Regions from separate parts of the Homo sapiens genome. Here all the other regions are linked to region 3. Evidence: chromatin loops called from intact Hi-C (ENCODE). Cell type or tissue: ascending aorta. All regions are shown on one strand. Links, peaks and the distances in the headings refer to the core of each region. The heading gives the core; the rest is flanking DNA. Region 1 has its middle 83 kb from the start of NPNT. Region 2 holds the start of LOC124900749 (a long non-coding RNA gene). Region 3 holds the start of NPNT (nephronectin).

Region 1 (9,950 bases), core at 2,414-7,413, 83 kb before region 3:
CACATAATTGTCAGATCCACCAAAGTTGAAATGAAGGAAAAAATGTTAAGGGCAGCCAGAGAGAAAGGTTGGGTTACCCACAAAGGGAAGCCCATCAGACTAACAGCTGATCTCTTGGCAGAAATTCTACAAGCCAGAAGAGAGTGGTGTCCAATATTCAACATTCTTAAAGAATTTTCAACCCAGAATTTCATATCCAGCCAAACTAAGCTGCATAAGTGAAGGAGAAATAAAATCCTTTACAGACAAACAAATGCTGAGAGATTTTGTCACCACCAGGCCTGCCCTACAAGAGCTCCTGAAGGAAGCACTAAACATGGAAAGGAAAAACCAGTACCAGCCACTGCAAAAACATGCCAAATTGTAACGACCATTGATGCTAGGAAGAAACTGCATCAACTAACGAGCAAAATAACCAGCTAACATCATAATGACAGGATCAAATTCACACATAACAATATCAACCTTAAATGTAAATGGGCTAAATGCCCCAATTAAAAGACACAGACTGGAAATTGGATCAAGAGTCAAGACTCATCAGTGTGCTGTATTCAGGAGACCTATCTCACATGCAGAGACACTCATAGGCTAAAAATAAAGGGATGGAGGAAGATCTACCAGCAAATGGAAAACAAAAAAAAGCAGGGGTTGTAATTCTAGTCTCTGATAAAACAGACTTTAAACCAACAAAGATCAAAAGAGACAAAGAAGGCCATTACATACTGGTAAAGGGATCAATTCAACAAGAAGAGCTAACTACCCTAAATATATATGCCCCAAATACAGGAGCACCCAGATTCATAAAGCAAGTCCTTAGGAACGTGCAAAGAGACTTAGACTCCCACACAATAATAATGGGAGACTTTAACACCCCACTGTCAACATTAGACAGATCAACAAGACAGAAAGTTAACAAGGATATCCAATATCCAGGAATTGAACTCAGCTCTGCACCAAGCAGACCTAATAGACATCTACAGAACTCTCCACCCCAAATCAACAGAATATACATTCTTCTCAGCACCACATCACACTTATTCCAACATTGACCACATAGTTGGGAGTAAAGCACTCCTCAGTAAATGTAAAAGAACAGAAATTATAATAAACTGTCTCTCAGACCACAGTGCAATCAAACTAGAACTCAGGATTAAGAAACTCACTCAAAACCACTCAACTACATGGAAACTGAACAACCTGCTCCTGAATGGCTACTGGGTACATAACAAAATGAAGGCAGAAATAAAGATGTTCTTTGAAACCAATGAGAACAAAGACAAAACTTACCAGAATCCACACGTAAAGCAGTGTGTAGAGGGACATTTATAGCACTAAATGCCCACAAGAGAAAGCAGGAAAGATCTAAAATTGACACCCTAACGTCACAATTAAAAGAACTAGAGAAGCAAGAGCAAAAACATTCAAAAGCTAGCAGAAGGCAAGAAATAACTAAGATCAGAGCAGAACTGAAGGAGATGAAGACATAAAAACCCTTCAAAAAAATCAATGAATCCAGGAGCTGGTTTTTTGAAAAGATCAGCAAAATTGATAGACCACTAGCAAGACTAATAAAGAAGAAAAGAGAGAAGAATCAAATAGATGCAATAAAAAATGATAAAGGGGATATCACCACCGATCCCACAGAAATACAAACTTCCATCAGAGAATACTATAAATACCTCTATGCAAATAAACTAGAAAATCTAGAAGAAATGGACAAATTCCTGGACACACATACCCTCCCAAGACTAAACCAGGAAGAATTTGAATCCCTGTATAGACCAATAATAGGCTCTGAAATTGAGGCAATAATTAATAGCCTACCAACCAAAACAAGTCCAGGACCAGATGGATTCACAGCCAAATTCTTCCAGAGGTACAAGGGGGAGCTGGTACCATTCCTTCTGAAACTATTCCCATCAATAGAAAAAGAGGGAATCCTCCCTAACTCATTTTATGAGGCCAGCATCATCCTGATACCAAAGCCTGGCAGAGACACAAAAAAAGAGAATTTTAGACCAATATCCCTGATGAACATCTGTGCGAAAATCCTCAATAAAATACTGGCAAACTGAATCCAGCAGCACATCACAAAGCTTATCCACCACAATCAAGTTGGCTTCATCCCTGGGATGCAAGGCTGGTTCAACATACGCAAATCAATAAACATAATCCAGCATATAAACAGAACCAAAAATAAAAACCATATGATTATCTCAATAGATGCAGAAAAGACCTTTGACAAAATTCAACAGCCCTTCATGCTAAAAACTCTCAATAAACTAGCTATTGATGGGACATATCTCAAAATAATAAGAGCTATCTATAACAAACCCACAGCCAATATCATACTGAATGGGCAAAAACTGGAAGCATTCCCTTTGAAAACTGGCACAAGACAGGGATGCCCTCTCTCATCACTCCTATTCAACATAGTGTTGGAAGTTCTGGCCAGGGCAATCAGGCAGGGGAAAGAAATAAAGGGTATTCAATTAGGAAAAGAGGAAGTCAAATTGTCCCTGTTTGCAGATGACATGAATGTATATTTAGAAAACCCCATTGTCTCAGCCCAAAATCTCCTTAAGCTGATAAGCAACTTCAGCAAAGTCTCAGGATAAAAAATCAATGTGCAAAAATCACAAGCCTTCCTGTACAGCAATAACAGACAAACAGAGAGACAAATCATGAGTGAACTCCCATTCACAATTGCTTCAAAGAGAATAAAATACCTAGGAAGCCAACTTACAAGGGATGTGAAGGACCTCTTCAAGGAGAACTACAAACCACTGCTCCAGGAAATAAAAGAGGACACAAACAAATGGAAGAACATTCCATGCTCATGGGTAGGAAGAATCAATATCATGAAAATGTCCATACTGCCCAAGGTAATTTATAGATTTAATGCCATCCCCATCAAGCTACCAATGACTTTCTTCACAGAATTGGAAAAAACTACTTTCAAGTTCATATGGAACCAAAAAAGAACCCTCATTGCCAAGACAATCCTAAGCCAAAAGAACGAAGCTGGAGGCATCACACTACCTGACTTCAAACTATATTACAAGGCTACAGTAACCAAAATAGCATGGTACACCAACATGGCACATGTATACATATGTAACAAACCTACAGGTTGTGTACATGTACCCTAGAACTTAAAGTATAATTTAAAAAATTAAAAAAAAAAGAAAACCAGGACCTTCGATTTGTAAAGAGGCATCTACTCTGCTTGGGGAAAATCAAACTATATAATATGAGGGAGAATGGAGTGAAATGACCGGGATCAGTACTCTGAATCAAAAAGAGTGCTTGAGGTTGACACAAGAGGTTGGGATCCTTTGAAAGAGCCATATAACTACGTAGAGTGTTGTTTTGTATATCAAAGTACCAGCTTTAGCTCTAGAATGGCTAATGGGTCTCAGTGTTTAATGCCAGCTCCAACTGATTAGGAAGGACTGCTTGGCAGGGTGGTGTGGTGTTCATACCCATAATCCCAACACTTTGGGAGGCCAAGGTGGGCGGAGCTCAGGAGTTTGAGACCAGCCTGGGCAACATGGCAAAATCCCATCTCTACAAAAAATACAAAAATTAGTTAGGATGTGGTGGCATGCACCTATGGTCCTAAATAGTTGGGAGGCTGAGGCGGGAGGATTGCTTGAGCCCCGGATGGTGAAGCTTCAGTGAGTCATAATCTTCACTGCAGCCTGGGTGACAGCAGAAGACCCTGTCAAAAAAAAAAAAAAAAAAAAAAAAAAAAAAAAGGAAGGCCTGCCTGCTAAAGTGTTGTCTAGAAGCACTTAAAGCTGAATCAGCGGGAAAGAATCCTCACTGATGGAAGAGTTAGATCCCTAAGCTGAGTTTTCCATACAGGCCTCTAAACTTTGACACCAGCCAGCCATGTGTGCTGAGGAGAGCTGAAGGACACAAAGCCAGAGCCAGGAGGTGATATATGTCATGGACTGAGAATGCACAAGGAAGGCTCACTATAGGAACCCCACAGGAAGGGTACAAATCTCCCTTCCAAACCACTTGAAACTCTGTTGAAAAATCCCTCTTTTGTTAGCTGAACACTGTCAAGGCTAAAACTCTACACATTTCCAAGCAGATTAAAGCAAGCGTTTTTGTTTTTGTTTTTCCTTATTTTGTTTTCACATATTATGCAAAAGCTCCTGGATCTAGTGACATTTTAATAAAGAATTCTCTTTTTTAGAGCTTTAGAAAATCTCCAAATTGGAGATTTTCTATCTCCAATTTGGCTTACAGGTATTCTGCCTTCTATAGTAGGCTTCCAGAATGAAGCTGAGTTATCCACAAAGGCATCTAAACTTTAACTTTAGCCTCAATGTTATAATGCTTTAGTTACCAAAAACTTAGAAGAATGGCACAACGAGCTCAACTATGATGCAAACTCAGGAACTTCCATGACTGTGCTTTGCTTCTTCCCCTTCCAATGGCTCACTGAACAGCTGGGAGGAAGCAGGAAATTTTGTTGCCCTTTTTCTTCTGTTGTTTTAAAATGAAATGTTTTGGAATCTAGGAAGATTCCTAATGGAATGTTTCTTCTCTATTTCTATTTCTAAAGGCTGACCAAGTACTCAGGTCTGGCTTTTCTGGGAAGCTAACACCAGGCCCCCAGGGAATGCTTCCATGGTTCACTGGAGCAAGTGAGGAAAGGAAAGAGCCAGCTATTACAAATAGATCGTGAATCATTTCCTGCAGCATAATTAGTCTTCTGGAATCCCTAAAAGGCCTGGCTAGAGAGGCAGTCCAAAATCCCAGAGAAACAGTTTAATGTTTATGGTTAATCCTTTCAATAGAATACTATGCAGCCATTAAAATGAAGTAGTAGAGGCAAGTTTGTATTAGTCTGCTCTCACGCTACTAATAAAGACATACCTGAGACTGGGTCATTTATAAAGAAAAAGAGGTTTAATGGACTCACAGTTCCACATGGCTGGGGAGGCCTCACAATCGTGGTGGAAGGCAAAGGAAGAGCAAAGGCATGTCTTACATGGTGGCAGGCAAAAGGGTGTGTGCAGGGGAACTGCCCTTTATAAAACCATCAGATCTCATGAGACGTATTCACTATCACAAGCTATTCATGAAGCCTTGTTAGTTACAAGCCTTTACATGTAGGTTTGGATAGGTTTAAATAAAGGAAAAAATCTGAGAGTATATATACAAAAGTGTCAGCAATGACTATTTCCAGATTGAGATATAATGGGTTTTCTGTCTTCCCTTCCTCCTTCCTTTCTTCCATCTTTTAAAATTTTCTCAATATTCTACAGTAAGTATTTATGACTTTTGTGCATTTGCAAAGATGTTCACTAAGTTCCCTGGGTCCCTTTTTCTGCTCCTGACCTTACCCCACACTCCTGCAGAGTTCTTATGACTTGCCACTATTGTTCTGCATAGATTAGAAGAACTTTTAAATCAGACCCTAGTTTGAATCCCAGCACTGGTACCTACTACCCAAGTGACCTTTGGAAATTTGGTTAACTCAATGACTCTCATATTCCATGTTCTATAAAATCAGGGACTTACTACCTACATGAAAGCACTACAGTCAAATGAAATCATTTTCATCAAATGAGGTTAAATGAGATATTAAATGGTATTTAGAGATATTAAATACCATTTAATCTCTCATTTATCTTAGTATTTGTCAACTGTAAAACCATCTACATTTGGTAACTCTTATCACAGTTTCTTTGCTGTTCACATAGGAATAGAAAAAGTCAGGAGGACTCAAGCACAGTGTGGCAGGATCACTTCTTACAAGTGGGTTGGGGGCAAGTAATCACTCATCATGCCCCTAACCCACTTTTAACTGGGTTCATAATCATTCATTTTTGACAGAAATGCTATTATCTAAATTGAATTTCCCTAGTTGTTTCAATAATGGTCTTTCTAGTTATTTCTTCCCAATCTGGTATTTAATCGAAAAGGCTTTAAGAAACATGAGCTGTGAAACCTGAGGAAAGTGATGTACAAGTAGAAGAACAGTTTATGAAATGTGCTGAGATGCAGCCCAGTGTGGTTACTGGCGACAGTGAGAATTACAGCGCAAGGGTCAAAGCAACACATTAAAAGCCAGATTCTCAAAAAATCCCTAGAACTTCTCTGTGAGATTGGGCTTATGCCTGGGGTTAAACAGAACACAATCCTATTAATAAAAATAGCAACAAAAAATTGCCCTTTTGACAGTGAACTATTTACCCCGGTGAAGAATATTAGCATCAATGGTAAGCTTCACTGCAAAAAGAAAGAAGTTGTAATTGCACCTTGCTTGTTACTCATTTGTCTGTTCCCTGCTTTCTCTCAGTGCAGCGTAGATAAGTTCTTTCGTACTTAGAAGCTATTTCACAGAAGGCCTGAAGACATACACAATGATAAGGAAGAAGTATAGAGTCTAATCTACTTGGGCACACAGATAAATATTGAAAGCTTTGTGGATTTTACTTTTCAAAGAAAAGTTGCAGATATTGTGCAATGAAAACTCATAAATCTTTTACCTAGATTCACCAGATGTTAACATTTTGCCTCATTTGCTTTATCTCTTTCTCTCTATATGTACACATATTATTTTTGTTGTTACTGTTGAACCTTTAAAGAGGAAGTTGTGAATTTTTTCATGGGTTTTTCTTCATTAATCTGAATGTCTGAAATGTATTTTCCACAAGGTAGAAAACATTTTGGAGTTTTCAGCTACATTTGAAACTTCTCTAACTTTCAAACTGCTGAGAGAAGATCTCTTAGCAATTGTGCTTTGTGGGTTCCAAAACTAGCCCTGGCCCTTAATAACACTACGGGCTTTCACAAGTCACTTAATCCTTCTCAAACTCAGTTTTCTCATCTGTTGTGGGAGGTAATTATATCTGCACCCTTGGATAGCAGTGAGGGTTAAATGAAATATTGTGGAAAGCACTTTGAAAGCTATACATTTTCCGTGCATATAAAAAACGTTATTCAGACTACCAATGAAATAACGTCGACTCAAGTTCTCCTAATTATACATTAGCCCTGCAACCATGTTGAACCTCATACCTGCAGGTGCTGATGGTGGCTCCAGCAGTGCTGGTGTTGGTAGGCACTCAATAAACCATACGGAGGCAGGAGGCAGGGAACTTCCGTACCTGTCTATGATCCAGCACTGCCGTCTCCAAGGCAGTGGTTCTTAGGCTTCAGTATGCATCAGATTTACTGAAGTATGGTGAAAACCCCTGACTGCTGGGCCTCACCTGCAGAGTTTGATTCTGTAGGTCTAAGATGGGCCTGAGAATCTGCATTTCTAACAAGTCCCCTAGTGATGTTGAAGCTGCTGATTCCAGCATCAGACTTTGAGAACCCACCACTCTAAAGCATGGTTTACCATCTGCCCATCTACCTTAGTTGGGCAAATTTGTTTCATGGGTGTTCCTATGTGGGAGAAAGCTAAGGTTAATAGAAAAGTGTTACACAGTACTCTAAAGTGGTACTTTGCAAAACTTAATGGGCCTACAACTCACTTAAGAATCTTGTTATAAGTGGATTTTACTTCATTAGGCCTAAGGTGGGCCCATGATTCCCAGGTGGTGCTTGCACTACTGGTCCACTGACTACACTCTGACTGATAAGGCTGGAAAGGGCAGCTCATGGCTGTGCATTTGCTTTCTTTAAAAAAGAAAAATGGATATTTTTAAATTTATTGCTAAATATGTTAAGCTTTCTGCTCTCTGCTACTTGTCTGCTTTTCAGATAATTTGACAGTGAGTTCAACCCTGCAATAACCAAATTTTTTCTTTAAAAATTATATTATTTAATAATAGATTTGAAGGAGCTTACAAAAATACATATGAAAATACATATAAAACTTCTGCTCTACATCTATGGCAGGGGTGTCCAAGGCCATAGACATTTGGCTTCTTTGGGCCACATTGGAAGAAACTGTTTTAGGCCACACATAAAACACACTAACACTAATGATAGCTGATGAGCTAAAATAAAATAAAATAAAATAAAATAAAATCACAAAAAACTCAATGTTTTAAGAAAGTTTATGAATTAGTGTTGGCTGCATTCAAAGCCATCCTGGGCCACAGGCAGTTTGACAAGCTTGATCTATGGCTTCTGGATGCAAAAGAAGACTACTTCATGAGAGGGGATGCAGCAGTACTATTTTTCCCCTATTAATTTTAGGTGACACATAATAATTATACATATTATGGAGTATGGGAGTGATATTTCGATACATGTATACAATGTGTAATGATCAAATCAGGATAGTTAGGCTATCCATCACATCAGGCATTTCTTATGTCTTTGTGTTGGGAACATTCAAAGTCCTCTCCTCTAGCTTTTTGAACATATACAATAAATTATTAACTATATTCACCCTGCAGTACTCTAGGATACTAGAACCCATTCTTCCTGTCTGGCTATAATTTTGTATTTGTTAACCAATGTTTTTCTCTTTCCCAGCTTCTAATATGAACAATTCCACTCTCTCCTTCCATGAGCTCATTTTTTTAGTTTCCACATTAGTGAGAACATGTGATATTTCTTTCTGTGCCTATTTTAACGTAAGTCCACGATGCTTATCCATGTTGCCATGAATGACAGCATTTCATTCTTTTTAATGGCTGAATAGTACTATATTGTGTGTATGGACAGCATTTTCCTTATCCATTCATCTGTTGATAGTTTAGGTTGATTCTGTATCTTGGCTATGGTGAACAGCACTGTAAGAAACATGCAGGAGAGCAGTGCTACTGACCAATCATTTAAAACACCTGATGAATTAAATCATCGGGGAAAACACATTCTCTTTAAAATTTAAAAAATGTTCGCCCATATTTTTGCATTTTTGATTGGTGGGCTGGGGGAAAACTATTTCAGAGGCAGAACAGTTAGAATTTGTCAACGATTTGAAGAAATAAAAATAAAAGAAAAATAAAAACAGAAAACCAGTGACAAATTTCAAAGGTTAATGAAATTGATGTTAGTGCTTTTATTCAAAGAAGGAAGGAATTAGCAAGGTCAAGCAGGCTTCGGGGAGAAAGAGGGGTAGATTAATAATAAGCTGTAATTAATACTGTTTGGAGCTCCTTTATGGAATCTCCTTGCACCTTTCCAGTAAACAGTTGGAAATGTGGGAATGTGGCTCAAGAAAGCCAAGGGAGAAGAGGATATCAAGGAATATCAGATGTGCTCATCACTGCCAAATGCTGCTTATGTAATGATACATGTGGATTAAACATTGGAACTTATACACAATTATACAAGTTAATAAGCAGACTTCAAAAGAGCACTTTTGGTAGAATAGTGATGTTAGTTCAGAGTTAGGGAGTGAAATAGCAGTGGTAGCAAGGCACTGGAAAATTGGTCTCATGTAAGTCACTTTCTAAATAGATGATGAAAAACAGAAAACATTAATAAGGAAAGAATCTTAAACTAAGGCACATCAAAGTTACCTGGAGAACTTGTTATACCCAGATTGCAGGGGCTCCACCTCAAGTTTCTGATGCTGTTGGATGGACATGGAGGCAAAGAATTTGCATTTCTAACATGTTTCCAGTACTGAAGTGGCTAGTTTGGGGACTACTCTTTGGAAATCATTGATTTTGATCACAGTATTATCATTCGAAGCCAGATTATTCTTCATTGTGTGGAGCTGTCCTGTGCTTTATGAGACGTTTGGAAACATATCTAAACACTAGATACCAATAGCACCCCCGCATTGTGACAACCAAAAATGTTTCTATGCATTACCAAATGTCCCCTGAGGATGAAAACTGACTGCAGGTGAGAAAACTGCTTTGGATGACCCTACAAATCACGAGTGTCTGCAAGCAGATCCCGAACACCAGAGTGGGGCTTGGTCTAGAAAATGAAGATTTGCGTAAAACAACAGAACAGAGCCTCCAGGGTCGGTCATCTATACTCCTCGAAATTACATATCAGGTTATGAG
Region 2 (9,950 bases), core at 1,999-6,998, 53 kb after region 3:
CATAGGCAAAACATTATGTCTTTTGCAACTCATCTTTGAATTGAAAAGAAACTAGGCCAAGGTCTTGAAAATACTGGATCCTCAATAATTACTTATAAACTTAAATGTATTAATCAATGTACTTATTGTTAAAATGTATGTCCAAATTCCACATTCCCGTAATAGGAAATTTATGGCAATTATTTAATAATTTGAACCAGTGACAATCTCATTTGGTAATTTATGGGAAATTTATTTATTTATTTATTTGTTTATTAATTCATTCATTGATTTATTTTGAGTCTGGGTCTCATTTTCCCAGGCAGGAGTGCAGTGGCGCTATCAAGGCTCACTGCAGCCTTGACTTCCTGGGCTCAAGTGATCCTCCCACCTCATTTTTTGGATTTTTTTGTAGTGCAGGCTGGTCTCGATATCCTGGGCTCAAATGATCCTCCCACCTTGGCCTCTCAAAGTGCTGGGATTATAGGCATGAGCCACCATGCCTGGCAGAAATATATTTAAAAGGAGTATATTAAATGCTATACAAGTTCAACTAACCCCAGCTTAAAAATAACTGTACTATAATTACCTGACTAGATTTTTTTAAAGTGATAGAAAAAGTACAATTGTTAAAAATATAAAAAACAAAAAACTCCACTGAGTCTACTTTCAGTTCCCATGTGAATATCTAAATAAGTATAAAATAAAGGCTGTAAGTGCGCTGTTTTGAATTAAACATCACATTGGCAAGATCAGAGGAGCTTGTGAAGTGAGAAGGAAATTGTTATTCCTGTGATGGAACCTCCACTAGTATTATTCTTTTGGCAGCTGAGACTTCAGGGGATTCTCACTATAAAAACCAGCAGTCCTTTAATCACACATTGTAAAGCATTTGTGATGCTTTGCAGGGAGCCTTTACTTCCAAGATTTCCCTGTTGCTTTCCTTCCTGAGCACAATAGGTTCAAGATGGCTAATGCTGTTTCCTAGTTATGCCAAGAACCTCCTGAATGCCACTGGGCATCCAACGTGAAGACGGATGGCAAAATATCAAATGTGAATATCTCATTTTAAATGGGGACTCCCACAATCATGTTATTTTTGGGAGAGCAGCTCTCTGGCTCCATGGATATCACTTGAACGGAGTATCCACATTCTTCTGCAGCTCTTGCTCGATCCAGATCCACCAAGCACATGCACTGTTTTCCTGAAACACAGTCAAATGGTATCATGAGACACCCTTTCACTAGCAGGACAGTTTCAGTTTGTTTAAGGGAATCTATATAGTGACAAAATCTGCAAGTACTATGGAGCATGCTTTGTACCCCTAAGTCTTGTTTAGTTTCTTTCAATTTACTTCTTGATCAATGTGGAAAGATGATGGTGACAAAAACATGGCACTTCATATATTTGCCTCTGCTAATAATTTAAAGAATGTTAACCTTTTCAGATGTATTTATAAGCAAATCTCAAATTAGAGCCTCAGACTGTATTTCCTACTTTGGTTAAAAATACATTTAAAGACCTTTTCTCTGCTTTCCCTATAAAACTAGATTATCTGTAATGTGGAAAAAAAATTTGTCTTTAAGAATATTTAAAATAACATGCTGATTAAGTGGTGTCTGAAAGACATTAGCTTTTCCAGCTGAAGTTTTTTAGGGCTATGAAGAAGTGAGAAATGAAAAATATTTAAGAAAATTCTCAATTACATGCCTTTTATTTCAGGTGGAAATGTAATGTTGAGTGTAGTATACTCTTAATTTTCTGAGCTCCTGTCCCTCTACAAAATAGTGGTATTGTATTTCATTTACAATCTTTGGAAGACAAAAAAGGAAACCTGACTGGCAAGAAAAGCAGTTAATTTGTTTTCCTTTGGCAAACACAAACTTCAAAAGTAGCTTGGGAAAAATGATTTGGGGCTGAATATATTCAAAGCCATGATTTACTTTTATACTTTCAATTGCTTTAAATTCAATATATAAGCTTCTTCAACCCCCTGGAAAAAGATTACTGACTATGCAGAACTTCATTATATTTTTCCTAAACAATTATAATAATGGCTAAACATTGAATGACAGTGGAAACTGATAAACTAAAACAACTTCAGAAATGAAGACAGATCACCAAAATAGAAAAGTTCTATGAACAACAGAATCCTCACAGAAAAAAACAGTGGAAGGTGAAATCAGTAGGTAAGAATTAGCAATGAGAGACTCACATTTAAAATGTTTATTTTGTACATTTTCCTTAAAAGAGCCCATCCCACAAAGAATAAACTGGGTTAGAAATGATATAAAAAGAGATGTCCAGAATTCCATTTAGGCAAAATCATCCCTTCTTCATTAACAGCCTTATGGCCGACATTCTTTTTTTTCCCTTAAAATATTGTCTTTCCTTTAAGACATCTGTAAATGTTTCTCCCATCTACTTTTTAGCTTAAAATGAAACATTCTGTGTCAGAATGGGATGCTCTACATTCCTTAAGTACCCACCCAGGGTTTACATTGAGCTCATCTACCCTTGGCTTTGATCCCAGTCCAGTTAATTTTTCCTTTTCCATTATGTAGAAGAATTTCATGTTTTCACATGTTGAAGTGTCTCTACAACTGAAATTTAGCTGCTGATAGTCTACCTTTGTGGGCCTGGGGAGGAATGGCCTGTGTAAAGCAGAGATGTAGACGTGACAGCTTTCTCTCAATGTGATTCCCCCCGTTCTTCCCATTGCCAAATGCCCACCCCCACCCCCACCACTCTAGCAACTTCCCTGCCAGATACTCCCCTTTAGTTTGATACCTAAAACACACATCTACCATGTACCCATCCATCCACCATACTAATTATGTCTTCATTGGATTGCTATCATTTGAATGTGTCCTCCAGAAAGCATGTGTTGGAAACTGAATCTGCAATGCAACAGTGTTAGGAAGTGGGGCCTAATGTGAGGTCATTAGGCCAAGAGGGTGGAGTGAATGAATTAATACCATTATCATGGTAGTGGGTTCATTATCTAGAGTGTGGGTTCCTTATAAAAGGACAAGTTCAGCCTTCTCTTGCTCTCTCTCTTGCCATGTGATGCCTTTCATCATGTTATGATGCAGGAAGAAGACCCTCACCAGATGCCAGCCCCTTGATCTTGGACTTCCTAGCCTTCAGAAATGTGAGCCAAATAAAAATTTGTTCATTATGAATTACCCAGTCTATGGTATTGTGTTATAGCAGTGCAAAACAGACTAAGACATGGGTCTAGTGAGTGGAGTCTCATCAAATGTGTATTTGATTAATTCAAAGTGTTGGAGATGGGAAAAGGAGGAGCAAGAAGGAAAGGCATTGAAAGACAAAGAGGTTGCAGGCAAGAGAGAATGAGTTCTTTCCAAATGTTTATGCTGCAGAGAGTGAGAAAGAGAAGGAATCACTTACTCCTTGAGTCTCAGGTCTCAGGTCTCCAAGTGTGAGCATCTTGCTATGCTGCCTTTGATTTTAGAGTTTAAAGATAAGGATTTCTCATACGACTTGGTCTCTGAATGTAAGCTAACAGCTTCATCTGGTGCTCAGCCAAAGAAACAACAATCTGTTTTCTAGTATATCATGGAGGAAAAGGGGCTACATTGTAAATTTAGAGAAAAAATATAATGGTGTCCAATGTTGGGTTTCTCTGAATAATTTTAAGATTAGTTTTGACTGAACCCACTTATCTTAAACCCTGATATGACACCAGTATGCTGGGAAGCAGTAACTAAGGTGGACAAGAACTTCATGTCCAGAATCAAATAAGTTGGGTTCATAGTATAGCTCCATCATCTACCAGATGAGGGACCCCAGGAAAGCTTTTGTCTCAGTTTTCTTATCATTAAAATGTAAATAATAGTACCTACCCCATATGTATATTTGTAAGAATTTACCAAGATAACAGTCAAGAGCATTTAGCTCAGTGCTTAAATGTATAACTATTAACTGCTATTATTCTTTTAAATGTGATTGTTTTTTCTAAAGTGATGTCTTCAATAAATCAATTACTTATTAAACTTGAAATGTTTCTGTGGTCTTCCAATTTAGGTAATATTTAATATTGTCAAACAAATTCATCTATGATAAATAATACACAAGTATCCTTTTTCCTGAGAAAGAAAACATTATCATCCCTGTGTATACATTTTATAATGCATCAATTTTGGTATATATAGTTGACTTTTTAATCTTTATTATTTTCTTTTATGGCTTTTGATAGATCTTGCAGTTTGTTCATAACAGTAAGAGATTTAATGTAAGAATTCTACTCAATGTACAAACATTCAAAATACATTTAAAAGTATTAAAGTTAACCAAAATAGGATAAAATGTTATAGTTACAATACCCTTTTCAATATGAATTAAGTTTTTTTGGGAAGAACATATTTAGTTTCTCATTGAAAAATAGACTTCATGTTGCTAAATTTTTCCCATATAGACTTGGTCCAATCATTCCCAGTCATATTGTGCATAATACACTCAACAGCTGCTCTGTGAAAACACATACCTATGAGCCTTCGTTGGGGTGGGAGCTGGACAGCTGTCTGGTCTGCAAATCTGCACAGAATCATGTGTTCCTAAAAGAAAAAGCAATAGAATGTGGGTTTATTTTTATCTTCTGCTTCAAAGTTATAAAAACAACCACCAAAAAAACTACCTCATTTTTCTGGAGTTCAACATTGTTTAACTGAATAAAGTACTGCACAAATAGTATTTTTGAAAAAAGTAAACTTTCAGAAGATGGTACTTAATAATTTCTTCCCTTCAAGTACACTGTATTTTTTTGTTTTGTTTTGAGACAGTCTCGCCGTCGCCCAGGCTGGAGTGCAGTGGCGCAATCTTGGCTCACTGCAACCTTCGTCTCCCAGACTCCCAGTGATTCTCATGCCTCAGCCTCCGTGTAGTTGGGACTACAGGCACATGCCACCACATCTGGCTAATTTTTTGTATTTTTTGTATTTTTTTTTCAATAGAAACGGGGTTTCACCATGTTGGCCAGGCTGGTCTCGGACTCCTGGCCTTAGGTGATCTGCCCACCTCAGCCTTCCAAAGTCCTGTGATTAACAGGTATGAGCCACCATGCCCAGCTGGCCCAGATGTAGCTCTTAAGAATAGATGCACAGAAAATCCTCGGGGTCATTTTGCCCAGTTGCTTTTAGCTGAAATATAAAAATATGGTTACATTTTGCTATTATGTGTTAAATTAAAAGACCAAAAATTCACTTATATTTTTCTTTTATAAAATGTATTTGAAACTCTGGAATGTGGTTCTAGGCAGTCTTGCTAAGTGGGTTTTCTTTTCTTTCTTTTTTTTTTTTGAGACGGAGTTTTGCTCTGTTGTCCAGGCTCCAGTGCAGTGGCACAATCTCGGCTCACTGCAACCTCCGCCTCCTGGGTTCAAGCAATACTCCTGCCCTAGCCTCCTGAGTAGCTGGCACTACAGGCGCACGCCACCATGCTGGCTAATTTTTGTATTTATTTATTTTTTTTAGTAGAGACAGGGTTTCACCATGTTGGCCAGGCTGGTTTCGAACTCCTGACCTTGTGATCTGCCCGCCTCTGCCTCCCAAAGTGCTGGGATTACAGGCATGAGGTACCGTGCCTGGCCTGCTAAGTGGCTTTTCATTCTATCAGAGGAAAAGGAAGCAATGCAGATCACTGTGTGGCTTCTGTAGTTTTCTGGGATATCCAGCAGGGTGGTAGCTAGTTCTTGGCTTTTCCTGACTCTTCCCTTCACTTAGTCCTTTTAGAGGAAAGAAGCTTGATTTCTTTCTCTCACTCCAAAAGGCTGCAGGAAGTGTATCCCTTTCTGCCTTAAGACAAACTGTAAAGACGGCCTGAGGTAAGGACCTGATTATTACTTCTGCTTAACAGTCTTAGAAAAGAGTGCATTAATGAAAAAGAAAAGAAGGCTTTAAAAGCAGAGTTGATGATTTTGCACAGTACTCTTAAATCTGCATGTAGCCAAAAGTGAGTGATTAGGCAGAGTTGAAATGAAGCAATGATCCCACGACAACTGTTCATTCAGAACAGCTGTTGTTTCTAAGTGTGTACATAATCTCACCTGTCAGCTTAGCAAACAGGTTAAATTCAGATTCATCATTTGTTCCTTTAGTATTCTGTACATTAAATTTGAAGCCTCCATTTTTAATAAGTGAAATGATTGTGGCAATGTTGGTTTTTTAAAAGGGATATCTTTGTCTAAACTTGTATGCTTAAAAAAAACATTTTAATGCTCACTATAAAATTTCATGACAATGGGTGAGAAACTAATAAAATGGTTTCAATGAATAACTTTAACTCCCCACAAACTAACAGGCATCAACGAAAGGAGAGAAGGAAAATTTAGAATTACATGATTTGAAGAAACAGTGTGCACTTTGTCCTCATGGTGTTTGTAAATTAAGATTCATTTTATATAATGGTAATGTCAAGGCAATCGCAATCTCAGGTAAGATTCAGTTCTCTTGTACTGATAAGTCTCACCATATTTTATTGGAATTATTTGTGTGTATGTTCTCTTTGGTCAAAATCAAGTTCTGAAAGGGCAAGGCACATGGTAGGTACTCAGTAAAGGTTGCTGTCTAAATTGAACTGCAGAGAAAAACACTTCCAAAGTGAGTCTCAAGATACTTTGGCACAAAGTTCTGAGGCCTTCAAAAGGCCAAGCAGCTTTTGGGGGTGTTGGAGAAAGAGTAGATAAAGGTTATGACTGGTGTACTGGGGAGTTTCTGCTTTCTGAAAGACTCTGTGTGCCCTGTCCCTACTGTAGAAATTTTACATTCTTTTCTAGCCAGGAGACCATGGGCAGCCTATCTCTTCACCACCCTTGATTTTTTCCATACATCCTTTCATTGTTTGGTTTAACTAGCATCACTCAAAGGAGGGATTAGAAACAGGGGTCTAGTTTTTGTTTTCCCAAGTTCTTTTTTCTTTTCTTTCCTTTTCCTTTCTTTTCTTCTCCTCTCTTTCTTCTCTCCTCTCTCTCTCTCTCTTTTCTTGAGACAGAGTATCACTCTCTCACCCGGGCTGAAATGGGAATGCAATGGCACAATCTCAGCTCACTGCAACCTCTGCCTCCTGATCTCAATCAATTCTCGTGCTTCAGCCTCCTGAGTAATTGAGATTACAGGTGTGTGTCACCACACCCAGCTAATTTTTGTATTTTTAGTAGAAACAGGGTTTCACCATGTTGGTCAGGCTGGTCTTGAACTCTGTTCTCAAGTGATCTGCCTGCCTTGGCCTCCCAAAGTGCTGGGTTTACAGGCGTGAGCCACTGCACCTGGGCTGTTTTCTCAATTTATTTTCTACTTTATTGACATAGCCTTGTGAAAGAAAGGTGAGATGTTTTGAATGTTATGCAAATAAAGTTTCTTGGGTCCTAATGTTTCTTCCAAAATCATACAGTTTCCTAAAATATGTAAACTTTTAATCTAGTAGGTGAAGGCCAGCAATGTTGTGGTTTTGGCTGAAAGCATGAACACTAAAAGTTCTCCCCTTTCCATATCTGTGCATATTTGTACAGGGTGCGGGGTTGGTAGGAAGAGGGGAAGGTGTGAGTAGCACATAAGGTGGTAAGAGACAGAGCTGGAAGTGGGCATTTGAGTTATAAAGCAGGAATGAAGGAGATACAGCTGCTGATGTGGTAACAATGAACATTTTTAGGTCACTATACCTCACTATATTTCAACTGTTTGATGGAAGAGAAAGTAAAAGTCCTAAAATATAGGGGCTGGTATATAAAAGGAGACTATGTTTTTAGTGAGTCTGTGCAAAAAGTGGCATTAACTAAGAATCCAAATGAATTTGTCAACTTCTAATGGAATTATTTATATATTTTTCTCAAATATTATCATTTCTTAAATTGTATTATATCATGCTATTGACCAGTTAATTGGATAGTGGTGATGTTTAGGAAGCTAGAAACTGTTTTGATCAGATTGGTGACTAAAAACTATGTATGTTCTGACTACTTTTGGAAGACAATTCTCTGTGGGTCTCTTGTGTTTCTTCATGTTTTACAAGCAGAGACACTGACTGTCTTTGTTCCAGACCAATGGTCAGCAAGGTTTGGCCCACAGGCCAAGTCTAGCCTATGACCAGTTTTTGTGTGGCTTGTGAATTAAGAAAGTTTTTATATATTTAAAGAGTTGTAAACCAACAACAAAAACAATAAGAATGTCAAGGACAATGAGAGGAATACTTGGAGATTTGTTATGGCCAGCATAGCCTAAAATATTTACTATCTGACCTTTTACAAAAGAATTTTCCTCTGTTATAGATTATCTTTTCAAGCACGTTTACAGAGTAAACAGCCTTGGAAAATATATAGTTTCTCCCTCTGGAACAAAAGGGCAGGTGTTACCTGGCCCATTTGCTTCTGCCCTGTGGGAATTGGGCCATAGAGAGTCAGTGTGAAAACAATGGTATTGTGGCTACCACTATTGCCATGAGCAACAAACTGTCTTTTGTCTCTGACTTAGGGGTCTCATATCTTCTGCCAGCATCCACTGGGCAGGCTAACTTGTTAGACTGCAAGTAGAGTTAAAATCTCAGACCCTTCACAAATCTTGTTACCTACTTGAAGAGTTAATCTGGATTTGCAAAAGAAAGAGAAAAAGAAACCCATATTAGACATTCATGAGTTATTCAATTATAACTATAGATTATTTACTCCACTAGAAATATGAGAGGGAAAAATATAAAGGATAAAAAGTGTATTAGGATGATATCTAGATCTTTTTAAGGTTACCTTGTATGATAAAGTTTTCTTGAATTGTTCACTGAAATAGAAAAAAAAGGAATTAGTCATCATTCTAAATATTAAGAGTAAGATAATCTTGAAGAAACTAAATTATATAAAAATATGCTTTGTATGTAGAAAGCATAAAATGCTATGGTGAAGTAAAAACTATGCCAGTTTGAAATGCTTTTATAAAAAGACAGAAAAGCATATCATCAATATGTTATTAATTTTAAGAAATCTATTCCACAGATTGTTTACACTGTTAGAGAAGCACCTTTTTTGTCTCTATCCCTCATGGGAACACTAAGATCCAGGTGTTTTAACATGTGGGTTTTACTGTTATTCAGATGTGCACAGCCAACAGATCAGGAGAGGACTGCCATTGAAAAGATACTTTATTACTCACAGTTCCCCAAGAAGAGGGGGCATGCCATGTGATGAAGGGCCACATGGGGAAACACCAGTATAGGTCAGGAGGCGGTTTCCATGGGAAGAAAAAGGTGAGGTAAGCAGGCTTGGGAGTGGCTAGTTTGAATAATTTCAGTGAACTCAGGCATAGGGCCGTTCCTACTTGTTTGATATCTGGCCCTAGGGTAGTAGGGCAGGGGGATAGTGGCCTGGAAGTAATAAGAGCTTGATAAAGGAGGTAGTTGTGGGATAAGGGCTCTGGGTTGGTGAGTTTACTTATGCAAGGTATGTTTGTTGATAAGACCTTTACTATCTCTAGGAATTGGCTAGCCCTGGGAGGAACAGTCTCTCCAGGATTAGCAAATAGTAAAACATCAGAAAATTTAAAAAGGCATGATTAATACATCAGGAAATCACTGTTGTCACAGCTAATAAAGATAAACATACATTCAATTCCATAAACATTGTCTTTTATTAATGCTATAACCTTCACTCTTAAGTCATTCAAAAACATTGACTTATACATTTGATACTAAATTTATTAGTGCCAATTAGTTTGTTTGAAAAGAGTACTTCTTTCCACGTACTATAGAAACAGTATGCTATTTATAAATTCCCAACTGTATTTTTGGTGATTGAGATAGGTCTTATTCACAAAGAAACTTTCTAAAGATATCAGTTCAAAGGACAAGGGAGGACAAATGTCAGTAAATCTACATAGGTGTGAAAAAGACAGGAAGTGGTAGTAACATACTGTAAAGGCCACCAAAAGTTGAGGCTGAGCCCAGGCACTGTGGTGACCTGGCCAGCTGT
Region 3 (9,950 bases), core at 1,905-6,904:
CAGCCTCTTTTTGGTTTGTTCTGCCCCTTCAAGCTTACTTCTCAGCCCCACATTCCTCTACCTGCTTATATCAAAACAAAGACAGGCAGAACTCTGAACTGACAAGAGACATTTGCGCCATCTAAGATGCTGGAAAAATAAAATACACAGAAGGAAACATTCACCTTTGAGCTAATTTTTACAACCTCACCAACTTCAATGTTAATAGTAAAGAACCATTTGTGCCTTTTTAATTGAAAGGGATTTTATTTCACTGTAACATAGAAAACCTTGGAACTACTTTGATTTTGGAAGTATAAACATAAAAGGTGAAGCAAACGAATGTTTGCCTAACTGCTATGTGCGAGCTGCTTGGCTAGACCCTTTGCACGGGGGGTCAATTACATTCTGTTAAAGGGAGATGGTGGTAACTCCAGTTTCCAGTAAACAAAAGAAGTAGGCAAAGCTGCTGTACACTCACTGGTTAGTCTATTCAATATTGTTTTAAGGGAAGATGATCAAAAAAGAAGAATGGTGCCTGGTGGAATTTAGTCTTCTGTAGTATCAGAAGTATTTGCACAGCTGGAGACTGCAGGTATAGAACTACTCATTTTTCACTCAGGAGGGTTATGTGTAGGTGTGTTGGGCCAACAGAAGGGTCCTTTCTTCACATTTTGGTTATTAGAATCTGTTGGTTCTCAAATTCCATACCAGGTAGGCAAACATTCATTTCCTTTACCTTTCTATTCCCAACCAGAGATTGTGGTCTTTATGTGCAATTAGAGTCAATCTGTGACTGTCACTGTCCCTCTTTCACAAAATTAAGGAAGACATTGCAAGCATCCTCAAAAATTAAAATAGCAGAGGGAACTCCTAACTTTCCTGAACTTAAATTTGCCTGACTCCTCACACTAGCAACCCATCTCTAAGGCAGGCTTCTCCATTGCCAGCTCTAGCCTTCGTAACTGCCCTTCTCTCTTCCTCTAAGCCTCCTCCTCATTAGCAATAAAATATATATCCCAATGTAGAACCCAACTTAGTTCCCATCATCTTACCAGAAGTGCCCCCTACCCCCGCCCCAAGCACTCTAAGGGTGCTCTGGAAAGGTACTTGATCATTTGAAGACTATTTTTTTGCAGTAGGAGTGAGATACAATTTTAAGATCGCGATAAAATGCTGGGGACAAATTTCCTAAATTTCTCAAACTCTTTTGATGTAGCTCTAAATTTTACCATTAAAATATCCATTTGTGGTCACAGAAAAGGTGAAAATCAGCTTTCTGATTTGGTACTTATTACATGAGGTTGGTTACTTATAGAACTTACAAATAATGTTGTTTCAGTGGCTTTGTTTCATTATACTGGGTGGTCCATTTAAAACACTGTCAATACAACCCCAGTCCAAAAAAGGATTTACAAATGGGCCACTTTACACAACAGCTATGGTGAGGATTATATAAGTACTCTAAGGTTCAGAGTTTATTTTGTGTAAATACGGTCTAGACTCATTATCTTATCCCCAGTGTAAATACGGTCTAGACTCATTATCTTATCCCCATCTCCCAGCCTGGAGCAAGCGAGTCAGCGAGAGAGAGAGAGAGAGAGAGAGAGAGAGAGAGAGAGAGAGAGAGAGAGAGACAGAGAGAGAGAGAGACAGAGAGAGAGAGAGAGAGAGAAATAAACCTGGTAAGAAAACAGGAAGGAGATGCAGATTTGGGGGGAAAAATGCTAAAAGAAACATTTAAGGTGGCTCTCTGTGAATGACAAAGCTGGGCCGTAATACAGGTGGCTAAAGCTGAAAAGAAGCAGAATAAGGAGTCTGGACTGTACCTGAAAATCCCCAAGTCAGACCTGCAAGGCCAAGCCTTGCTCAGTAATGAACCCTCTGATATGTGGGGTGAAGCCATGAACAAGGTGGAAAGCCACACCTCCCAGGGAACTGAAGTCCCCAGGCTTGATACTCACGCTGACACTGTCCCCAAGACTGGCGAGCCCAGCCCCAGCAGCAGTCAATCCTCCCACCATAACGACATAGGCCAATCGATGACACTATTTGCCTGGGCCACCTACCAAAAAAAAAGATTCAAAATAAATAAGGACACTTTTGAGAAGAAAGGTAATTTCCTCTGTATTATTACTTCAGAAAAAATGTCAACCACACCCAACAATTTTCTACAAACTCTTTTATGCCTGCAGAAATTTAAGGTTAAAACACCTTCACAGAAATAGTTCTGCTATGATCTAATGTCAAATTTCAGACAGTTAAATACCCCATCCCCCAACACACAAGGGTAGGAGAAAAAACGGGAGGGAAAGATGCTTTCTTAAGTAGAAATAGCACCAGCTAACACCAACAATTCTCAAGGCTGCCACTCACAGGATAGTTTCTGAAGCTTGAAATAAAACAGATTCCTCAAAGACCCACACCTGTTACTGGGGTGAAAGCCAGGTTTGACTGATTCACCATAAACTGAAAAGTATTAAGTAAGACATGTCAAAGCAGAAAAAATTTCTGCCTCATATAAAAGGTGGATGGGGGAAGGAGCAGAAAGGTTTCTCAAAAATCAAGTGTAACAGAGCTCTTTTTGAGACATAACTGTGGCAGAAACAAAAAAAACAAAAAAGTACTAGAAAAAAGTCTAAATAAAACCAAGGAGAGTTTAAAGTGTAGCTGATATCTCAAGTATCCTTGTGGTTTGAAACGTGCTTAGATCAACAATTCATAGTATTTTCCTCTCTAATGTAAATAATGCCTAAAGAAAGTAATTTCAGGATACAGATTTATCCACCTGATTACACGTTGACACATTATTTGCTAAATTGTTTCCTTGTTTAGAGTCACACCTAAATGACTTTTTTCCTCTGGGTATCAACATTTTAATTTGCTGTTTTAGACATCTTTTTAAAGTTACAAAAAGCTATATGCATTCACATCATATGCATATCTTGTGATGGGTTTCTTGTTGCAAATATGTGTGCAAGAAATGCATAACATACCCAAATGTGAGCACAGAATTGCTTTTAAAAATAAAATAAAAAGGTCTACACTCTGGCTGCTATCACGTTTTCTTAAAGTCTCCTTATCTTTTTCAATTCCCCTTTTCTTTTACCTGCCTTTCTACCCCCAGGCCCAAAGTACAAAATAACCCCGAACTTTCTATTTCCTCCGACCAGGTAGTGAACAAGCAGCTGTGCTTTTTCTTGGCGCTCCACTGGTTCCCCTCCGTTCGCCTCCGGGTACAAGAAAGCGAATCAATTGTGGAATTGATTCGTTCCAAGATTAAAGGTAAAACAGGTGCGGCATCTTTCTTTAGGACTAGGCAGGGACCTACACGGAGGGGTGGGGGCAGAGGTCGCTGAAGGAAGGCGACCGGGCGACGGTGTGCGCCAGAGTAAAACCTCTTTTCGCAGCAGCCATCTGCACCCGGGACGAGCCTAGTCTGTAATTGCACAGAGGTGAGGGGGACCGAGCACACCCTCCCGACAGACCCAGTGTCTCTCACACACCGGAGCGGCCCCGGAGCGCGGGAGGACCGGCTGAGTGACAGCGGAGACGCGGCCCGAGGTTGTTGGAACCTGTCACAGCACGCCGCCGTCAGGCTCGCCCGAGTCTGAGGAGCGGCGCAGTGTGTGCGCTCTCACACACACATCCACACACTCATGCTCACATTCACGGAGCGCCCACCCTCCGGTCCTCATTTTGAGTCTCCTTCCCTCAAGAAAACCAAATGGAGAGGCCCACAAATCTCCCCCGTAGCCCAGTCGCTGACTCGCACCCACTCTCTGTGTGAGCGGCCCCGAGAGCCCTGAGCAGAGCCCGGGCCTCCCCCCGGGGGCCTGGAAGCTTCCCCAGTGAAGAGCCGTCTAGTTCAGGCGCGGGAGTTTCCCGGGTAAGGGATGTTTCGCGCGTCACCTCGGCGTAGGTGGCTAAACCGCGCCCTCAGAGCCGAGATCCCAGGCTCCAGCGGCTCCTCTCCCTCAGTCCTAATTCCCGAGCCGGGGCGAGTCGCCCTCGGGGGGCCGCGGATGGGGTCCCAGACTCGCAAGGGCGCGCCCTCTCCGCCTCGGGCGGGCACTCGGAGCCGCTGGACCGCTCTCCTCGCGCCACGCTGTGCGGTGGCCCAACTTCTGGATGGAGGAGACGCCTCTCTGACCACGAAACCCCGCGGGGAAAAGTGACCCAAGACAGTGAGTGTGAAATTAGCGCGGGAAGGAGGAGAGGGCGCCCCGGGGCCCAGCTCACCTCCCGTCGAACTCGGCGGCCGCCTGCAGGTAGAGCGAGGATACCAGCACCAGCGCCAGGAGAAAATCCATGTTGGGCAGCGGGTCCTGGGGCGCAGCGCAGTGGCGCGCGAGGAACAGGTTGGGGTGGTGGGCGCCGATGGGAGGCGCCCCTCTGAGAGTCTCGAGGAACCCCCAGCCCTCGCCGCCCGGGCTACTGCTGCCGCTCCCGGAGGACAGCGGCGAGGCGCGCGGCCGGAGCAGGTCTGCTGCGCGGCGCCCGGAGCCCCCTCCCGCTCCCTTCTAGCTAGGGGAGGCGCTGCAGGGGTAGCTGCACCGCCCGCGGGGAGGGGCGCCAGGGGCGGGCAGGGGGTGCGCGTGCGCCCGACTCGCCGCCCTCCCAGCCCCGGGCGAAGGGTGAGCGCGCTCCGCTCCTCCCGGGGGCCCAGCGGGGCAGGCAACTCGGGGGCAGGGGCGCTGCGGGACGGCAGTGGCTCTTGGGGGTTAGCCAAGCAGGGCGAGCCCCAGCCTGGGAGAAAAGTTGCAAACCCTCTCTGGGAGAGGGAAAGCAGGGTGCCCAGCAGGAAAGGGGAGTGGAGGAGGAAAGGAGCCCGAGGCGTAGGTGCACGCTCCGCAGGTTCCGCCCGAACAGGTGGTGACTGCAGGGGCGAGCAGTAGCTTTCACCGGAGGGCGGAGAAGCCCTAGAGCAGAGAGGTTTATGGGGCTGGAGCTGAGCAGTGTCTGCATTTACTAAAACCACAGCACGACTTGGACAAATTAGCGAAGGCAAACTCTGGGAGTTTGCTTTTCCCGCAGAGTTGGCAAAGGCATATTTTTTATTTTGTAACTAACCAAAAGAAATATTTGGCTCTCCAGTCGGGTTTTGAAGAAGAAATGAGCAGACTGTTTCTGTCTCTATCAGCTCAACTCCCGAGCACATTAGGACAGGACTGCCCCTCTAGGGATGAGTGCCTGCCAGAGAGGAAGGGCTGCTACTGCCTAGTAGTGTTGTGGTGCCTGATCTTGAGGGGATCACTTAGAAACCATTTTAAGTAATCATTGTTCAGTTGTTGCAGAGTAAAAAGTATTGTACTAAATGACTGTGTTCAAATGAAAACATGATTATCCTAAGATGTACATGAGCCCAATCAAGTCACCCCTCTTCCCAACCTTACCTCGAATGACAGCCTTGTGCAGTGATCATCTGTCATCTCCCGTACCTCTCAATGTCCTCATTTCTCTTCCTCCAGTCCATGGCCTCCTTGCCTTTCTTGCATGTTCCAGGCATGCCCCTGCCTTGGGGCCAGTAACTGGCTGTTTTCTCTATCTGGACCCAAATATCTACATGGCTCACACCCTCACTTCCTTCAGTCTTTGCTCAAATGTCACCTCTTCCAGGAGGCCAATCATGATCATCCTATTTAAAACTGCAACTTGCCCTCTGCAAATATCTACATGGCACACGCCCTCACTTCCTTCAGTCTTTGCTCAAATGTCACACCTCTTTGAAGAGGCCAGTCATGACCATCCTATTTAAACCTCTAACTTGCCCTCCTTCTGATGATCCTTGGCCTGTCCTACTTTGTCTTTTCTCCATACCACTCATCTTTTATATTACTATATAACTTGCATATTTTTTGTTTGTATGTTTTCTTTCCGCTAGAATGCAAGCTGTACAAAGGCAGGTATCTTTATCACCTAGAACACTGCCTGGCACATAGTAGGTGCTCATAAATGTTTATTCAATTCATTTGCTACATTACAAACGTTTTCCCCCCATCTTCATTTTCTTTTTGAGGTTTCTACAACTTCAAATTTTTAATGGAAAGTTCTGTGGTAGGGTGATTCACTATCCTGATCATTCAGTGTGTGTAAAAACAGGAATTTTCTTCAAGGAAAGGAAAAATAATGGTTTCAACTTAAATGGCTCTTTGATTTCTAAGTTGTTTTCAGTTAGCAAAACAAGTTTCTATTTTAATCTCAAGAAAGATCCATGCCAATTCAGGCTTGGGACATTATTTTAGGCAAACAGCTTGGTGTCATCCATTTCAGGTCCTTCTAATGAAGTCCAAAAATGTAGGAGTCAAAATATTTTTTCTGCAGAAAATCAAATTTTTGTAAGTGTAGGCATGGTTCCAGGTTCCAGTGGCTACTCCTTAGCTGTTTTTGTTTGTTGGTTGGTTAGTTGGTGCCTGGGTTAGATTTACAAATAAACCTCACTGTGTGCAATGGATGATTAGAGAGAAAGGGGGTAATATACGGCTAAAAAACTGGAGATCTAAGGAAAAGACGAAGAGTGGTGGATGAAAACAGGATAAATAACTGGAGGGAAAAGTGTAATGCCCCATCTACATGCGTCTTTCTTTTGTTTTCCATATATTTGCTTTGGCCTAGAAAACACTCCTTCTTCATTTAAATTTAGCCTCCTCTTCATTCCTCTTCCTTCTTCATTTGGACAATCTCCCCTTACCCTTTGAGTTTAAATTTAGCCGACAGTCCCCCAGGAAGCCTTTTCTGACTTTTTGATTGGCTGAGACTAGTGTTTTATATACTTCTATTACACTTAGCATGCTCTAAGGTAGCTCTTAATGTATTGTGTTGTCATTGCCTCCCTACCACTCTGGGTCCCGTGAGACATTAGTCTAACCAATAGAAGGGCCAGGGCAGTGTCTGTCTTGTCACTATATCCCTTATCCCCAGCACAATGCCTGGCACAAAGCTTAAGTTCAGCAAAGATTAAACAGATGGATTGGATTAAATTGAATTCTGCCTGTGAACTTTAGCTTCTCCCTTCAGTAAAATGTAGCTAATTATATCAGTCTTTGTTAAATCATGGAATAAGGAGAATCTAAAGGATTTCCAAGGTCTAACTGGTTATTATGCTGCAACTATGACCACCAATGATCATTCCGAAAAAGAGGCAGAGTTGCCATGGGAGTGACATTTCATTATCTCAGTCTTAAAAACAAATGAGCAAGAATGAGATCAAAACAGCTAGCTTTTAGCAATAACTACTTTTTCAGGAGGACAAACTTTTGATAGGCTTCTTACCAGGTAATGACACCTTGCAGGTAGTAATCTCAATTTTCTCGTGCACAAATAATTTTCTGTGACCATTCATAATGTGATACAGATAAATAGCAAAACAGAATCAAACAAACACAACTTCAGACCTTTCAAATTTAGAAGCTCATAGTCTTTTTTCTTTTCAGTAAATATTTATTAAGGACCTATAATGTATTGGCCATTTCTAGCTAGGTGCTAGGATTTCAGCTAAGGACAAGACAAAGTCCTGCCCTGAAAGGGTTTACATTCCAGTGGGGGAGCAATACAGAAGGACTATGTAGAGAAAAAAGGAGTAAGGAGAGGATAAAGGGAGGTTACGGTTGTAGAAAATGATGGAGGTGTGATTGTAGATGGAGTGCTTTGGTCACCTTTGGGGAAGTAACATTTGAGCAGAGACTGAATGAAGTGAGGGAGAGAGCCACGTGAGGGTGTGGGATGCAGCCCATGTCCACGCAGACAGTAGAGCGGTGTGTTTTCTCTATCAAGCTCTGAAATGACTTCTCATAGTTGGTGTCATACAAACCATTAAACAAGATATTGCTCCCTCTCTTCCCACACCCCATACACAGTAGTGGCACAGGCATAGGATGACTGCTTTTAAAAGCTCCTATTAAGATAAAGATACACATAGCTTCTTGTTCACAGCAATTTTGACTCACAGCTGAGCAAGAATTATGGAGACTCTCTGTTCTGGCAGTGCAGAAAGTGCCTTGGTTAGACATTTGGGATACTCTGCTTCTCTTAGAGGAACTACCTTGTCCATAATTTTCCATAGCCATATCAGAAGTGACTGTTACAGAAAATGCCTTCCTAGGGGGCTGCATATCATTCACAACCCCTTTTCTGCTGATAAAAATTTGAAGGCTTGAGTATTGCTTTAAGGAGCTAACAGATTCATGGTTTCTGTGGCAACTAGATTTCCTTAAAACCGTAATAGGCTTCTGATCTAATTGCTTCCAGTCAGTTGCTTGTGGAAATAACAGCAAAGTCTTTTCTAGTCCTAGTTCTGAAGGCTGCTCTATTTCTTTGCTTCCTTGTATCCATACTTTACTTTCTCATCTTAATGGAGGGCCACCTTGAGGCTAGCTGAAATAATAGTGTTGCTTAGGAGGGCGATACCTTACTCTGATCCTTGCCACAAGGCTTGGATCCCTGCATTTTTATTAATGTTTGGGTCACAAAAACAGCTGTCTTCTTCAGCCCTGAGAGGCCCTTAATTTCTGGACATTCTCACTTCCTTCCATTTCTGCTTGCAAAGCAGCCAGTTCTTGCCTGAGTTCATCTTTCTTATGATACCTTACTTAAATCAACAAAGAACAGTGAAGTACGCTAACATTCTCATTTTTACAACTATATTCCTTTGACTTGGATATGTGATGTGCCTTCCAAGTTATTATAGATAACAATTTTATGAAATAGCATAAGCATCACCAGCTTTCTAGCCTACACAGAGCAGCTATAGTTATGCCTTGTAAAACCACAGTCCAACTGAATAATCCCTCCAATGACTTCCCATCATAAACAGAGCAAAAAAACTCTTTGCTCTGCCCCCCTACCTATATCTTTAATTGCAAATTTGCCTGACCATTAAGAAAATGCAGGGTTTTAAATTAAGAAAGCATCTTTTCTGGTACCAATTTCTATGTCAGTTAAGGTGAAAGGTTAAAATGCTACAACAAAGAGCCCCAAAATATAATGACTTTCAAAAGATAGAAATTATTTCTTCACCATGTAACAGTCTGAAGAGAGTGTATCAGGTTGGTGGACAGCTCTGTTCCATGAGGTCTTTCAGGTCCCAGCCTGACAGTGACTCTCTCACCTTCACAGTCACTCTAATAGTTACCATTCTAGCTAGTGAGATGGAGGAAAAGGAAGTATGGAGGAGGCACAATTGTTCTTGTAAGGACTAGAGCCAGGAAATAGCACCTATTAATGCTGTTCCCTTTCACTGGAAAGAACTAGATCAGATAGTCACATGCAATTGCAAGGGAGACTGGAAAATATAGCCTAGTCATTAACTCAACCTTCTATCACTATGGAAGAAGGAAGAGCAGAATTTAGAGAGCAACTAATAGTCACCACCACAGACTATTATGTGAAGTTATACTTCAGACAAGTGAAGTGTAAGATGTCTTATAGACATTCAAGTGGAGAAGTCAAATAGGCAGTATGCTGCACAACTCTGCAACTCGGAGAGCCTAGGGCTCAAGATGTAAATTGTTAGTCACAACAGTATTTAAGTCCCTGGGACTGGATGAGAGACAGTGAATGTAGATGTAGAATGAAGAGAGTGGAGGGAGAGAGAAGAAGTCTAATTAAGAGAACTAAGGACTAAGAACTAAGGATGTTCCAAAATTTAAGTAGGGAAGAAACCCAGGAAAATGAAAAGGAGGAGATAGGGGTGTAATAGGAAACTCAAGCAAGTATATTGTCTTATAAGCCAAAGATAGAAAGGTTAAATAAGATCAGGACTAAGAAGTGATCATCAGACTTGACAAGGAGATCACTGATGATCTTGATAAGGCTAGTTTTAGTGGGATGGTGAGGATGAGAGTCTGATTCTACTGTCTTGAAAAGAGAAAATGACTTCAAAAGCAAAGTACTTTAGAGGTGAGACAAGATTAGATTCAGTGTTCAAGTCAAAATAAAAAATTATAAATAACAACTGAAATTACAGAATATCT

The links. Peaks named below come from ENCODE experiments on the same cell type or tissue, not always from the same donor. Only the 100,000 strongest peaks of a DNase experiment are listed, where the experiment ranks them.
Region 1: a loop joins it to region 3, with 3 times the contacts of the local background. A loop is called at or near these places in 3 of 110 quality-filtered maps.
Region 2: a loop joins it to region 3, with 2.2 times the contacts of the local background. A loop is called at or near these places in 4 of 110 quality-filtered maps.

What each region holds. Positions count from the first base shown.
Region 1 is chr4:105,973,581-105,983,530 of GRCh38, reverse strand. No RefSeq gene overlaps it. Among named protein-coding and RNA genes, the nearest start is that of NPNT, 83 kb to the right of the region's middle. In ascending aorta, for the core only: no CTCF peak of the experiment used is centred there; a DNase peak (open chromatin) is centred at 4,630; H3K27ac peaks cover 3,699 bases.
Region 2 is chr4:105,836,675-105,846,624 of GRCh38, reverse strand. GSTCD (glutathione S-transferase C-terminal domain containing) reads right to left here. Exons shown (of 12, transcript NM_001370181.1): 10 at 8,736-8,766; 11 at 4,491-4,560; 12 at 1-1,184. The coding sequence ends at 1,048. LOC124900749 (a long non-coding RNA gene) reads left to right here and starts at 5,005. Exons shown (of 2, transcript XR_007058216.1): 1 at 5,005-9,229. In ascending aorta, for the core only: no CTCF peak of the experiment used is centred there; a DNase peak (open chromatin) is centred at 4,844; H3K4me3 peaks cover 456 bases; H3K27ac peaks cover 1,046 bases.
Region 3 is chr4:105,889,995-105,899,944 of GRCh38, reverse strand. NPNT (nephronectin) reads right to left here and starts at 4,474. Exons shown (of 12, transcript NM_001033047.3): 1 at 4,222-4,474; 2 at 1,944-2,044. The coding sequence starts at 4,292. RefSeq lists silencers at 3,319-3,613, 3,852-4,061, 4,222-4,791, 5,716-5,765. In ascending aorta, for the core only: a CTCF peak has its summit at 4,267; DNase peaks (open chromatin) are centred at 3,515, 3,834, 4,184 and 4,574; H3K4me3 peaks cover 3,790 bases; H3K27ac peaks cover 5,000 bases.